Regions from separate parts of the Mus musculus genome. Here region 1 is linked to region 2. A link is a loop called in an ENCODE intact Hi-C map of the cell type or tissue named here. Cell type or tissue: heart. All regions are shown on one strand. Links, peaks and the distances in the headings refer to the core of each region. The heading gives the core; the rest is flanking DNA. Region 1 holds the start of Zfp446 (zinc finger protein 446). Region 2 overlaps Zfp329 (zinc finger protein 329).

Region 1 (2,905 bases), core at 144-2,643, 170 kb before region 2:
TCAACAAGAACTGCGGCCTCCTCGGGGCTTCCTGGTCGCTGCCCTCGAACCCAGGCCTGGATCTCAGGGGGCAACACACCCAGGAACTGTTCCAAAATCAGCAACTCTATTATGTGTTCTTTGGAGGATGACTCAGGCTGTAGCCACTGGTGACACAACTCTCGAAGCTGGGCCAGTGCCTCTCGGGGTCCCTCAACCTCCTCATAGCAGAAACCCCGGAAACGGAGTCGTGCAGCCTCAGGCTCCTCAAGGGTGGTCCTGGAGTCTCTGAGGGATAGGTGTGGGGTACCCCGAGGAGATGGCATTCTTGTTTTGAAGGGTCTTTTTGGAGGTGACAGAGGGACCTACAGAAAAGGAAGAATGTCATCTAAGGTCAGAAGACACACACCAGACCCCTCCTAGAAGCCGGAAAAGAGAACCCTGAGGCCAGGAGAACTTCAAAGAAGGTCATGGGAGGTGCAGCCCCACAGCAGTTGAGCAGCTGTATTTTGTTTTGAAGATAAATGACTGGGTGGAATGTCCAGGGACCTTCTAGAAAACTGCAAATGACGGGCTCAAACATTTGGGTACAACACAGGGCTCCTGGGAGATGAAAGTGGCTCATCCAGTAGACAAAGGGTCAAGCAGGACACGGAGGGAAGGGGGGTGGGACCATCATCCTGGGTGACCTGGAGCCCTGAGGCTTCAGACAGGAGGCAGACCACTGTGCTAGCTGAAGAGTTGGCTCTGAGACACAGGTACAAGACCTGGGGCAGAGCTGAAAGCCTGGGTGCATTCTCAGGAGCTTATTATGGGTTGGGAGGCACAGCTCGCTGATCGCAGCTGAATTGTGGATGCCTCATACTGCCTCAGCTTACTACGCATGTGAAACCCTGAAACAAAAGCCAAAATCAAACAGCCCCGTTTTGTGTGGAGTTGTAAACTGGAACCTGTGTCCCAGCTCTTAAGATTCTGGTTTTAAATCGGCTCTCTTGGGACATCCGTCCTGCTCTGGAGAAACTCAAGAGTTGGGGTGTCAGGCTCTGACACAGGAAAGGGGTGGGTCCGACGGCTGGGAGGTGCTCTCGGTGATCCGAGGAGCCGGATTATGAAGCTGCGCCCGCCCAGCTAGGAGTGAGCTCACCTCTGACGCGTGGGAGAGCCCCAGGAGGTTGGGGCACTTCCAGGAAGTGACACCGAGCACGTCCCACTGCCACTCAGAGAACGCCCCGCCTCGCGCGTTGCCCTACCAGCCCGGCCAATCCTGCATCTGCTCCGCCGGATCGGCCCCCTTCGCTCGGACTACGTCTCCCGTGAGCCTCAGCAAGAACGACAGCACGCTTCCAAGGCCTCTCACGCGCGAGACTCTTCGCTCCTCTCCTTGGGGTCGCGTTGCTGCAGAGTTCCGGGGGGGGTTCCCACTCCTGACTTGGCAGCCGTTCTTCTCTTGCAACCGCAGCCGTAGGACTCACGTAGGACGGAGCCGACTGTGGGTTAGCCTCCTTACGCATGTGCGCAACGGACCTGGTTTCTATTGGCCAGAGAGGCATCCTGACCAATCAGAGCTAGCGCTCCCGGAAGGACTCTCGCTCCTTGTGTCTCCTAGGTAACAGCTAGCGCACAACTTAGGGCCTCTTGCTGTTCTCTGAGTTAAGCTGTAAGGGTCCCCCTGCCTCGGAGAAGGCCTAGGTGGAGGCTCCTTGGCCTCTTGAGTCCAGACTGTTCTAGACAATCCCGTTGGGAATCCAGGTGAAAGGCGGTGGTGGGCGAGAAAAACTCAGTATGGCCTCCATCGGATCTCCGTTAAGCTCCCTGGATATTGTGGAGACAGTAGGCCTACAGGTGAACAAGTGCTCAGAGGAGGTAACCATGTAATTACCAACCCTCACTAATAGTCTTCAGATAACATTACTGAAAATAAGGACGGAGGTTTCTGATTAAAATTACGAGGTATACTCAACCCTTACTTAGGAGGATGTAGTTAGACAAGATGACTTATATTTATTTTTTTTCTCCCAATGGGCAGTTGATGGCATTTTGTTTGTTTGTGGGGGAATGGGGCCTTTAAAGAATAAAAGTCCTTGGCTGTCCTGGAACTCACTCTGTAGACCCTACTAGCTAGCCTGGAGCTCACTCAATAGTTCTGCCAGTCTTTCTCCCATTCGCTGAGATTAAAGGCATGGGCCCCCATATCCGACAGTTAGAGGCTTTTTAGCTTAATTGCAGATGGGCTTAGTTTTATTTCCACATATCAAGTGGCTGGACTGTGATATAAACCATTCAATCCTGAACTCGATCTGCCTACTTGGGTTTCTTCTGCTACCCAGGAACCTTCTCCTTGGCAGCTACTGTAGAGAGCAGCGGTTCTCTACATCCAAAACTCCTGAGCAGTTCTGTCGGTAGAATTTGTCTTTTACAGATTCTCTGGACACAACTCTCACCACCTACCTATTGAGGAGAAGCGCTAAGGGGGCCTAAGGGGGTTCCCAGAAAGCTCTCTTGGAAACACCTTTGTTCTAGTGCTCACCTCCCTGCTAGGCTGGTTTCTAAGCCTTCTATGTGCCACAGGATAGACCTGGTTGAGTCTTGTGATGGTATACATCTTACCCCTGGGCTTGACATGACCATTACCATCTTTATTTCTCCCTTGTTCAGGCCATTAAATCTAAGACCACATATTTAATAGGTAAACTATCATTGAGCTAGCCCCAACTCAGTCCTTAATTATAATGGTTATATTAGGTTGGCCAATGTAACCATGAAACATTTTATCTTTTGAGGCAGGATCTAAGTTCCCCCAGGTTAGCCTCTCAGCTGTCTTAAAGTAGAGGGCCTGTGGTGACCTACTGACCTAGCTCTTAGGGTAACAAAATAAAATTTATAACAGATAGCTAGGTCTATGGTACTGGGGTGTTCAAGTTTCCTC
Region 2 (2,905 bases), core at 119-2,618:
TCCGCTGCAACTACTCAGCCACCGATGACTGTAATGTGGAAGGAGCTATAGATGATTTGTAGGCAAATGTGTGTGGATGTGTCCAATAAAGTTTTACATATGGACTCTGATTTTTTAAAAATTGTATTTCACAGTGAAAATTACAGAAGATTCAGTTTCATTTTTTAAAGTAAGCCAGACTGGTGGTGCTTACTTGTAAATCTCAGCGCTTAGAGGCAGTAACAGGATGATTGCCACAAGTTCCAATCAGCATGGACTACATAAACTCAGTTGCAAAAACCACAAAAACAAAAAACAAAACAAAACAAAACAAAAAAACCCCAAACAACCAAAAGACAAAACTATAATAAAATACTCTTTGTCCAAAACCACAAGATTCGGAGTAGCATTTATCCAGGGGCTATAGTTTGATAGACAAACTATTTAAATGGAAAGGCGGCTTGAAGCTTCTAGTTGAGAATATCAAACTTTTTTTTTTTTTGTCATCTTGGATAGGCAAACATTTTAAAGTGAAATGGGTATCAGAGAAAGGTTATAGTAAATTTAAGAATTCATATGCATCAGAAAGTCCATATAAGTGAAATGACAATAAAAAAAAGAGACCATTGTAGCTCATAGTTAAATATGTTAAGGATCCAGCATCTCAAAGATTAAAAAAATAAAAAAAACCTCATTGAAAATGTGCGAAAACGCTTTGGTTCTGTGCCGTTTTGAAAGAGGAAATTCAAATAGCCAATAAATTCATGGCAGTGTCCAAATTCATTACATGTTATAGAAATCCCAGGATACTGTAGCTGGATGAATAGTACAGGTGTTGACAGGTAACTAGTTGATAAGCAACTGCATTTTGTAGTCACCTGTCCTGTCTTCAAACCGAACTCTCCAAACTTAAGAGTCAAAAGATGAAAAAACTGTCTCGGAGAGGAAGCTGGGTTGCTTTACAGAGCGTCTTTTCTGTGTTCTTCCTTACCCCCTAGTAAAATCTCTTCTGAATGGGCTGATTTCTGTCTGCTCCTGCGTGCTACGTTTCAGTTTCCTTGCTGCTGTCACCTTAGAGATTTTTCCTGCTTTTAAATTCTTTAATTGCTGAGGAAAGGCAATCCCTAGGGATTACCTAGGGATAACAAATGGAAGGGCGCTGGACTCGCTGGGCGCCCTGGGTCACATCCCGCATAAGGAGGGTGGGGAGACAGGGGTAGGTAGGTACTATTGCAAAAGGATGACCTCTCGTAGGAGGTTCGCGCAGTCTGGGACAGGTGGCTCGAGGTTTTCCTTTCATTAAGCCTCAGCAGTTTGCCGGGACTAAAAGCTGCAGAGCTCGAGACAGCAACGGAAAAGGAAGCGTCCGCTCTTGCGGCCTTGGATCTGGTTATCCGGGATAGCCTCACTCAGCTTTTAGTGACGTCAGGCAGCTCAGGAACACCTCATCCGGGAGCCTGGGGCGAGCACGCGCAGACCTCTAGCGTCCCACGTGGGAGTTGAGCCCAAGGAGGTGAGTGGGCGACTCCCTGGTTCTTAGGTGGTGTCTTCGTCCTTTGTTGTCCGCCCCCCTCCCCCTTCCGCAGAGGCGAAGCAGAGCCCTAGACCTGCGTGTCTGGGCATCTTGGGATCTAGCGCTGAGCGTGGGCTGGCGGCCTTTTGTTGTGCGTAATGTCACGTGCGTCCTCGGCCCGCAGGACGCGGAGAATGGTTCCTTCTTACTCTGGGTCAGACTCCCTGAGGTTCGCACTCCTCCGCCTGTGTGCATCTTGCTGCTTTCCCTCCAAGTGCACTCGCAGACGCAGCTCCTCCCCCTCCCTTCCTCCTCTGGGTCTCAGGATTAGGGACTGGAATCCCTACTGTGTTCTGTGTCCACTCCCAAGCTTTCTTCTCTGTGCCTTTCTGCCCACCAGACCTTTTTCTGCTTTCCCTCCATCCCTTTCCTCATATAGACAGCGTTCCCTCCCAGCACCTGTGTGTGTTTTGTTTCTCTTCCTAGAGGTCTTCCTTCTCTCCCTGCTGAGTGTTGCCTTTCCCTACCTGCCAATACAGGCATGGACTGGGTTGTCTTTACCCACAGGCCCCTGATATCCACTCCTTTCCGAGGTCAGACATCCCTGACTTAAGTGAGTTCTTAGTTCAGCATCTAGTGTATTCTCTGTAACTGACTTCTTTCTCTCAATTCCTCAGCATTCACCTCGATGTTTTGTTTTGCTTTTTCTTTTTCTATTAGTCACACACTTTCCCCATTGTGTTTTCAAAATACTTTCCTTTACCTCTAAGAAATTCCCAGAATCCAACCACCTCCTCGCTTGTGTTCTCACAAGACAGCAGGGGAACTTGTCAAAATCATGACCAATTTAAACCACGATAACTTCAGCTCCGCAATCGCTAGAGTCCTCACAAGCTTGGGTATGGGCCCAGGAACCTACATCAAAGCAGAAGTCAGAGCACAAGTCTGCCACCCTGGGCAGTGCGTTCTTTGAGTTTTGCTTGGCTTTATAAGTAGCGGCAAGAGAATGGAACAGGTATCTCTAACCCAGAAAACAAATACAGATCTGACCCTAAGTTTGTAGATCGAGTATTTGATGGTAAGAGTGGTATGTTTTGTTCTTCGACTTCTCTTCCATTACAGTGCAAAATCAGGTCCCATGCTTAAACATCGTTGCCTAGAAGAGAGCCAGGCACACAGTTAAGAGTTCAGTAAACTTTTGCTGAGTGAATGACAAAAGGCTGTCTCTGTGACTGCAAGATCACAGAGTGGGTGTGCAGTGCATCCAGCATTTTGTCCCAGCGTCTCCAGGCCACTGTAGAGCTTTCTCTTTTAGAATACATGTTGCCTCAAGCAGTGTGGTGTGTGAATATGTGGAGTTGATATGCTTGCTGTAGTTTGAACTTTGCCGCTTGATTTTCTCACCAATTGACT

The links. Peaks named below come from ENCODE experiments on the same cell type or tissue, not always from the same donor. Only the 100,000 strongest peaks of a DNase experiment are listed, where the experiment ranks them.
Region 1: it touches region 2 in a loop (2.0-fold over the local background); 1 of 42 quality-filtered maps calls a loop at or near these places.

What each region holds. Positions count from the first base shown.
Region 1 is chr7:12,976,437-12,979,341 of GRCm38, reverse strand. It overlaps Zfp446 (zinc finger protein 446), which reads right to left and starts at 1,494. Exons shown (of 6, transcript NM_175558.4): 1 at 1,230-1,494; 2 at 1-344. The coding sequence starts at 1,490. In heart, for the core only: no CTCF peak of the experiment used is centred there; DNase peaks (open chromatin) are centred at 1,171 and 1,491; H3K4me3 peaks cover 2,165 bases; H3K27ac peaks cover 2,036 bases.
Region 2 is chr7:12,802,181-12,805,085 of GRCm38, reverse strand. It overlaps Zfp329 (zinc finger protein 329), which reads left to right. Exons shown (of 2, transcript NM_026046.3): 2 at 1-1,308. It also overlaps a transcript of Zscan18 not described here. Among named protein-coding and RNA genes, the nearest start is that of Zfp329, 15 kb to the left of the region's middle. In heart, for the core only: no CTCF peak of the experiment used is centred there; a DNase peak (open chromatin) is centred at 1,445; H3K4me3 peaks cover 1,587 bases; H3K27ac peaks cover 1,357 bases.